Linked DNA regions of Homo sapiens: region 1 is linked to region 2. Evidence: chromatin contacts called from ENCODE Hi-C or POLR2A ChIA-PET data. All regions are on one chromosome and are shown on one strand. The core of a region is the stretch at or near the end of the contact, and the rest is flanking DNA. Distances in the headings are between cores, read along the strand shown.

Evidence for each region. A loop is a pair of places that touch in the nucleus more often than their neighbours do. ChIA-PET counts read pairs that join two places held with the same protein, here RNA polymerase II (POLR2A). Pooled maps may share reads with other maps.
Region 1: a pooled map shows a loop between it and region 2 (4-fold over the local background). The contact joins the promoter of TM2D1 here to the enhancer-like site in region 2. A Hi-C loop is called at or near these places in 1 of 37 single-sample maps with no recorded cell type and 8 of 50 pooled maps. POLR2A ChIA-PET finds 5 or more read pairs at or near these places in 1 of 52 experiments (HEK293).

The regions. Positions count from the first base shown.
Region 1 is chr1:61,723,891-61,728,288 of GRCh38, forward strand. It overlaps TM2D1 (TM2 domain containing 1), which reads right to left and starts at 1,251. Exons shown (of 7, transcript NM_032027.3): 1 at 1,067-1,251. The coding sequence starts at 1,230. RefSeq lists enhancers at 553-1,240, 697-1,896, 933-1,592, 1,241-1,926.
Region 2 is chr1:61,337,180-61,341,719 of GRCh38, forward strand. The region is part of intron 4 of NFIA (nuclear factor I A); the gene reads left to right. Among named protein-coding and RNA genes, the nearest start is that of NFIA-AS1, 86 kb to the left of the region's middle. Within about 2 kb of position 1,457, at least 32 of the 41 ENCODE cell types and tissues checked have a DNase peak (open chromatin) inside an H3K27ac peak, as active enhancers do.

The DNA of each region.
Region 1 (4,398 bases), core at 1-2,500, 390 kb after region 2:
GAGGCTGCTAGTTTGTCCAAGTCAATAAGCATATGTACAAATATACTTTTAGTATTGCTAAGTAATACTTGAGGCAGGAGGATCACTGGAGCCCAGGAGTTTGGGAAGAACAGCCTGGGCAACATAACGAGAAGTCTGTCTCTACAAATAATATAATAATACATAAACATTACAATAAACCTTTAAATTTGCCCCATAATTATCCACGTTTTTACTCATGAGAAAACAGAGTTCAAATAGGTCACCCAAGGTTGCAAAGTGCAACAGAAATTTATCCACTGAGTCCCCACGCGGTGGTTCATGGTGAGGGGGATGCGGATCGCTTGAGACCAGGAGTTCAAGACCAGCCTGGCCAACATGGCGTAAACCCCGTCTCTACTAAAAATACAAAAATTACCCGGGTGTGGTGGCGCATGCCTGTAGTCCCAGCTACTCAGGAGGCTGAGGCAGGAGAATTGACTGAACCCGGGAGGCGGAGGCTGCAGTGAGCTGAGATCGTGCCACTGTACTCCAGCCAGGGCGACAGAGTAAGACCCTGTCTCAAAAAAAGAAAACAGAAAGAAATTTGTCTGGCAGTCTACCATCTCATGAAGTTTGAAGATGACATGAGGTAATATGCATAATATACATAAAGTTAATGATAAATGGGCAACACATTGGCTAGATCGTTATTACTTGTCTTCCCCCTAGGAAGAGTTGGCAAACATTTCCAGGGTAAGAGACTATCCATCTTTGTATTACTAGTGTCTAGAACGGGGCCTGGCATACTTCAGGATCTACATGTTTTACTGAACAAGTAAGCACACTGATAAAAAAGAAAAAAAAAGTGGATCAGAAGAGGAAGCGCCAATGACTAGTAAAATCATAAGGAAATCACAAAGGGTGGCCTCTGGCCCTCCCATCTCCACAACTCTGTTCACCTTCAGGGATCCTTCAGTCATTAGAAGCCACAGATCAGATTATCGTTTTCACTCAGTACAGCCCTAGCCAGTCCTGACGGCAGCGACCCACCTGCGACCCCAACTCTACCTCGCCTCCATGGGGGGGTGTTCTCCACAGAGGATATTGTCCCACTTTGAGGTCCTCGCACTTAAGCGACTCCTCGCCCCCGGCGGAGGTGGCAACAGCCCCCCAGGGTCCTGTAGTGACTGAGACGAACCACAGGACACCAACGAGTCTGGCCGTCACGGCCTCCGGAGCAGACGGACCAGACGGCCAGGCGGCCGCCATCTTGGAGACCGACACTTTCTCGCCACTTCCGCTTCCGCCTCCGCCCAGGAGCGGGAGGGAGAAGGGCAACAGGGCGAGGTTCTTAAAGGGACCTCGCATAGGATAGAGGCCAGTTCCGTCTCTTCGCGTGTTCTTCTGCCCGTGAGCCCGTGGAATCACATTGGGAGACCCTTTTAAAATATGCATGTACCCAGTCCCTCGAGGCGAATTTTCCCCCACGAACCCTTGGAAGGAGCTAAGGTTAATCTTTGAGTGCTGGAGGAAGGAAACGAGTGGTTTAGGCAATCAGGTGCTTCACCCGCTTCTCATTCCCGCGCCCTTAGCTGAGGCTTCTCGGTCCTCTGAAAGTGCCAGCGGCGTCAGAGGTTGGAATCAATGCTTTCCTGACATCATCGCAGTTAGCCCTGATAGGTTTTGGGTTTACAGATAAGGAACAAGGCTCAAAGACGCTGAAACACACTGACCTTAATCACTAAGTGACTCAGTCGGAATGAAATTGATGTTTGCCAGATTTCAGATCTATGCTCTTACTAATTGACATAATGTCCTCCTGTAACTTTAGAGAAGGATTTTGGAAGGCTGCCACGAACAGAACTTAAAAACTGTGAGAGACATTACGCCTTTTAAAAAAAAAAAGTGACAATTTAGGTGGGGGATAATTTGGGGGGTGGAAACTGTAACAAGAGGAAACCAAATAGTTTATGATTAAGTGAAAAGTTGAAGATTTTTTTTCCTCCATCTGTTGTTTTTAAATTTCTATATGTTCTAAAAGTTCTGTGGTGGGGAACTTTAACAGTGAGGAAAAAATGTTTTCGTAAAGTTAAGTTTAATCTTTTTTTTGTCTAACAATATAAAAATTTGAACTTGAGTGGTGCTTCTTCATCCATACTTTAGCACTAACTTTGGTGGTTCTCAAACTTTGAATAGCATCTGAATCACCTGTAGTAGTTATTAAAACAGAATGATAGAACCGGCACTCAGAGTTTCTGATACAAAAGATGTAGGGAGGGACTGGATAATTTCCATTTCTAGGAGATCCCAAGGGATGTGGGTGTTGCTAGTCCAGGGACCCCCACTTTGAGAACACTGGTATAATGTTTTACGAGAAGTAAATTTTTTTTTTTAAGATGGAATCTCTCTCTGCCACCCAGGCTGGAGTACAGTGGCAGAATCTCAGCTCACTGCAACCTCTGCCTTCTGGTTCAAGTGATTCGCCTGCCTCAACCTCCTGAGTAGCTGGGACTGCACGCGTGCGCCACCACGCTCAGCTAATTTTTGTATTTTTAGTAAAGACAGGGTTTCACCATTTTGGCCAGGCTGGTCTCGAACTCCTGGCCTAAGTGATCTGCCCGCCTCTGCCTCCTAAAGTGCTGGGATTTCAGGTGTGAGGCCACACTGTGCCTGGCCTCATTTTGGAATATATATTCTGGAAGACATACAACTATTTGAAGTAATATTTAAACATAAACTACGTTTTTAAATTTTCTTTTTTTGAGGTGGAGTTTCACTGTTGTTGCCCAGGCTGGACTGCAATGGCATGATCTCGGCTCACTGCAACCTCCGCCTCCCAGGTTCAAGCTATTCTCCTGTCTCAGCATCCGGAAAGGCTGGGATTACGGCGCCCACTACCAGCCCAGCTAATTTTTGTATTTTTAGTAGAGACGAGGTTTCACCATGTTGAGCAGGCTGGTCTCGAACTCATGACTTAAGGTGATCCACCCGCCTCTGCCTCCCAAAGTGCTGGGATTACAGGCGCGAGCCACGGCGCCTGGCCCTAAAATTTTCATAATAAAACAACTTTGTAGCATTACTATGCTTTATTCATTCATTCATTTAGAGACAGAAATGGAGTTGAGACGGGAGTTTTGCTCTTGTTGCCCAGGCTGGAGTGCAATGGCACGATTCTCGCTTACTGCAAACTCCACTTCCCAGGTTCAAGCTATTCTCCTACCTCAGCCTCCTGAGTAGCTGGAATTACAGCCATGAGTCACCACGCCTGGCTAATTTTGTATTTTTAGTAGAGACGGGGTTTCTCCATGTTGATCAGGCTAGTCTCCAACTTCCGACCTCAGGTGATCCACCCGTCTGAGCCTCCCAAAGGTCTGGGATTACAGGCATGAACCACCACGCCCCGCTGCTATTTTTTGAGATGGAGTCTCGCTCTGTCATCCAGGCTGGAGTGCAGTGGCACGATCTTGGCTCACTGCAACCTCTGCCTCCCGGGGTCAAGCAATTCTCCTGCCTCAGCCTCCTGAGTAGCTGGGATTACAGGCGCACGCCACCACGCGCAGCTAATTTTTGTATTTTTTAGTAGAGACAGGATTTCACCATGTTGGTCAGGCTAGTCTCGAACTCCTGACCTCGTGATCCGCCCGCCTTGGCTTCCCAAAGTGCTGGAATACAGGCGTGAGCCACCGCGCCCCGCCGCTATTTTTAATTTAAGACATTTATACATAATATTTATGCTTTAAATCAGGTTTAAATGATTTAAGTGAAAAATTTAGTAGTTCAGTTATAAACTTCCTATTCTAAATGGACTTCTTCCTTCTCTCTTTTTTCTTCCTTCGTTTTTCCTTTCTTTCCTTTTTTTCCGTCCTCCCTCTCCCTCCAAAAAGGAAAAAAAAATTGTTTTTAATTGAGCATTTACTATGTACTCAGCATGAAGCTAGACCCTAGACTCAAAAATTTAGACAAAAACCCTGCAGGTAAGCACTTCCTGTTTGGTAAGGGAAAATACAAACAGTTAAATACTATTTGATAAGTGTTTGATAATTGTTACATTAGAAGCACATACTAGCTACTGTAGTAGGACAATGGGTTTGCTTAAGATATTCCTCCTGTGCCTGGCGTGGTGGCTCAAGCCTGTAATCCTAGCACTTTGGAAGGCCAAGGAAGGCAGATGGCTTGAACAAAAAAAAGAAAAGAAAAAGAAACATTTAAAAAAGATTCTCCCAAAATAGTAGTTGAAACGCTATATTTTTGTAGGATACATGACTGCTTAAAAAGGTATAGCCTAGGGCTGGGCGCAGTGGCTCACACTTGTATTCCCAGCACTTTGGGAAACCAAGGTGGGCGGATCGTGATGTCAGGAGATCAAGACCATCCTGGCTAACACGGTGAAACCCTGACTCTGCTAAAAATACAAACAATTAGCCCGGCGTGGTGGGA
Region 2 (4,540 bases), core at 207-2,706:
TGAGGCAACAAGGATGCTTGCCATTGAATTATACTGATCAGATACATGAACCTGTTGGAATCAGGGACTCCTGCTGGCCAACTGAAGCTGCAATCTTCCGTGAACTCCCCTTTCCTCCTTGCCTCCTGCCTACCACCTTTTAATTTTTTTTTTCATTATCATCTAAAGTCCACGAAAGGCAAGAATGGAAAGTTCTGCTTCCATGGCAAAGAAAATACTGTAGCATAAAAATCTATATTTGTTCTCTTGCTAGTTTTTCCCCCATGTGGTAGGACCATCTGAAAGTAGCTCAATTATTTATTGCCTTGTTCCAGGGGAGGAGGAAAATACAGACCACTAGATGCTGTGCCAGAGAGAGAGAGAGAAGTATTCTCTGCTTTGGGGAAGGGGGTTTTACAAGTGTTAACAATGTGGTTCAGAATCACTAAAGTTGTTTTAGCATAATACTATGAGGAAAGAGACAAGAACCATCTGTTGAAATGGCTCTTACATGATGCTGCATTTTCAAACAAAGCCTTCTCAAGGCATTTTTAGATTGGTCTCTTTCCCTTGAAGTTGCTACAAAGAGAGCCCACTCTACTAGCTGCTAAGTGATGCTGCTTAGATAGCTCTCTCTGTCAGCACCCACTCTTTTGTTTATTTTGCGCTAGTGTTTTCCTCAAAGTATGAGTGCTAAGGCTGTCAAATATCACTCCTGGTAGGAACCCAGAAAGTTCTCCTGAAAAATCCACTACTTCTGCCCATTTCCTTCCAAATTGCTGACTCTATTTTACTTGAAGTTGGTGGAGTGACTTCGAAACCCTAACTACTTCACTGGGAAAGAGGAAAACCGCAAATACACACAGGCCATTGTGACTCTGGCCTGGTGGGCTCTAATTTTCTAGCGGCGGTTTGTACACCCAAGCCGGCTGCAAGGGTTAAGTAAACTTCGTGGCTAAGGATGACTTCATGGCCCTGGAATTTTGAAAAGCCAGGATTCTCAGTACACTGTGGCCAGCCTTAGAGTCTTTGGGTGTGAAAACCACTCTCAGTTACCCGGACTGATTTTTGGTTCCTGTTGCAGTGCTGCAGAATCTATTAAAATCCGGCAGCTGAATTGTCCTGGCTCTGCCACAAAGCTCAGCTGCCGGGTCCACTACAGGATTCCTGAGTTGTTTGTCAATGGAGAGTGGGAGTGAATGGAACCAGGCATATGCCTCAGCCTGGCATGAGGTGGCACCCTAGTGGCTGTTTTCTGCCTTAGAAATGTGCGCTCTTTCTATATTTTCACACAGGAATTGTCATTAACATCCAAATTGCAGTTCATTTCTAAAGTTCTTTTTGAAGTCTCTGGGTCCTTGTTACGTTTTCAAGTACCCATATTCAGATGCTTAGATTTTCAGGCTAGTAATTTAGTAAGAACTATTGGCAATATTCTAACCTGACATGGTGGAACTTCTAAGACAGAATGAACTCGGCTACAAGGCACAACAAGAAAACGAAACTCTTGGGTAGGAACAAGCCCAAACTTGAAAATACAAAATGTTCTTGCACAGAAGGACTAATGAGGAAATGGGTGTAGGATAAGAAATTCCAGACATCCAGTCATTTGGGGTGCCATTTAAACATTCGCAGTACTTTAGATCTTAATTAAAGTGGGATAGATTTAAAACTTTCTTTCTAAACTAGTGGCCTGTTGGTTTTCCTGTGTTAAGTAACACGATAGCTGTGATCATTGCATGGAAATTAATTTTTAAAATAGCTTATATTCTTAAGCAAGATCTTCTTTCAAAAGAAACCATTTGGGCTCGAGCATTAAAGGAAGAAACAAAAAGAATATAATAAAAAATAGATTGCAGCCCTAGCATGAACAGTTGCCGTGACCTTGCCTTTTGTTTGCCATTACACAATTCAATGGCAGTCTACTCAAACTATGTGCTCGATCAATATCCTATTAAAGCAGCACAAAAAGTCTCCATAAACTTAGTGGTTAGCTATGTTTATAAATGGAACTCGGCATAATTGGATGGTCAATAGCAGGCTCTACTAGTAATTTTAAAATGAACGTCACACATTTTATATCTGTAGAAGTCAATGGCACCTCTTCTAGAGTGAAGGTAGAGTGTGGAGCAGACAAAAGAGTGGGTGGCCCTTTAAAAAAATCATAATGTCTATTTCCAAATGTAGTTTTTAAAGAAAATCTAAGTTATGGAAGAGAAAATTCTGATTGGCCCCTATATATTTTTATTTTGCCTATCTGAACCACCTTCTTCTGAATATATTATGACTTTGCAAATGTTACATTTTCTAGTTTTAATCAACCCCTCATAGAGAGGTAAAATAATAAATATTGCCATACTCGTAGGAAGAAAAATAACAGTCTGGCTGGCTTAATTCAGCCAGCTTCCTCTACTATAATTCAATAAATTTTCAAAATAAATATTGAAATTGAATTAGTTCAGGAGGATGTTTTGTTGTATGATTTTTTCCTTTTAATTTTCTTGACATGTTTGGGGTGAATATTTGGGTAGTAAAGCTGGCAGCAAGTGCAATGGACTGGTAGTAATAGAAATTGTCGTCAAACTACGCTTTCTTCTGAATCCTAGCTCACAGTATGGGTGGCCAAGCTTGATTTTTTTCCTATCCTACCCTCCTCACCTAATGAAGCCATGTAAGGTGAGAGTATCCCCACCCTTAGACTGACTCTGTCCTCAGCCGACTCAGCCCTATGAATTAAAAGGTGCATATACCTTGTGTTCGATATGTGCCCTGGCTGTTGTCATGGACCACTGAGCTGTTGAAATTAGAACTATGGCAGGAATACGCTTATGACATTAGTGTATCCTTCAGTCACTGCTCTGCATGAAGGTCTAGTCCTTTCTCTTACATGCATACTCCTACAATCTTCCTGGTTAGAGCTGGCAGTGAGAGTTCTCATGGCAGAATTTGGGGCCGTTTTGATCTCTGTTCTCAGCTGAAGCTTCTGATAAATTTACCAGACTATGAATACTCTTATTATAAAGATTTGAACTGGGGAGAAACACAACATACCCCTTGATGTACATACTAATGTGTTGTCATGGTCTCTATTCGTATGTTCATCTATTTCTAGGTCATTCATCAGTTATGCTTTCTATGTGTCAAGTATAAAACCTATATTCAAGATGGCAGCATGATATTGTAAAACAGTACAGGATATAGAGTTGGGGAATTGAGCTTTGCAACTTATCAACTCTATAGCTTTGGGCAATATTTAACCCCTCTTGGCTGTGTTTTCTTCTAGGTTACAATCATTTATTCATTGAGCAAATGTTTATGAAGTCCTAACTGTGTGCTGAGTCTAAGTCCAAGTACTGGAAATAGGAATACCTCTCAGGAGTGTAATGAGGGTTAAGTGACAGATAGTCTAGTGTCTGCCACATAGTAGATGCTCAACAATGATAACCACCACGATTATTGAACAGAGCCTCAGCCCCTGATCGTTCTTCACTGTGTGCTCAGAGCCAATCTTGGAGCTGACCACTATCAGTAAATTTATTGAAAATGCATGTGTGTGTGCGTGTATAAATTAAGAAGGGCCAATTTTAGAATTCATGTTCTAACAACCAATTATTAGAAGAGCCACTCTAGTGACCCTTACGGAGTTAGTAATTCCAATAGAGTAAGAGCATGCCAATAGTAGACCTCATTCCTCTGTTTTGAGCATTGTTTTTCCTCAAATTTTCAGAAGATTCTTTTTCCTCAAATTTTCAGCCAGAGCCTGTGTTTCTGCATTATTCTAGAAATTGTTCTCCTAGGATATCTCGTGGATAGCAGAATGTTTTAAAATTCTCAATCTAACACTGACACATTAACAACTTTTTAAGTGGCAAACCACACCTGGGTCATCTGTACCGGCATTCTTTTTTTTTTTTTTTTTTTTTGAGATGGAGTCTCGCTCTGTCACCCAGGCTGGAGTGCAGTGGCGTGATCTCGGCTCACTGCAAGCTCCACCTTCCGGGTTCACACCATTCTCCTGCCTCCGCCTGCCGAGTAGCCGGGACTACAGGTGTCCACCACCGCGCCCGGCTAATTTTTTGTATTTTTAGTAGAGACGGGGTTTCACCGTGGTCTCGATCTCCTGACCTCGTGATCCGCCCGCCTCCACCTCCCGAAGTGCTGGGATTACAGGTGTGAGCCACTGCACCTGGCCCATGTACCAGCATTCTTAAAAGTAGTACTTAGTTTTACAGTATTTTAAAATTTTGCTTTCACTCATATTATGAGCAAAAATTCCCTATGAATGGCAGAAGCATGCTACAGGTCATTACTGACAATGTGGTTTGTTTGGGTTTTCTTGAGACAGAGTCTCACTCTGTTGTCCAGGCTGGAGTGTGGTGATACAATCATGGCTCCCTGTAACTCCACCTCCCAGGCCCCAGGGATCCTCCCACCTCAGCCTTCCCAGTAGCCGGGACCACAGGCACGCGTTGCCACATCCAACTAATGTTTGCATTTTTTGCAGAAGTAGGGTTTTGTCATGTTGCCCAGGCTCGTCTCGAACTCCTGGGCTCAAGAGATC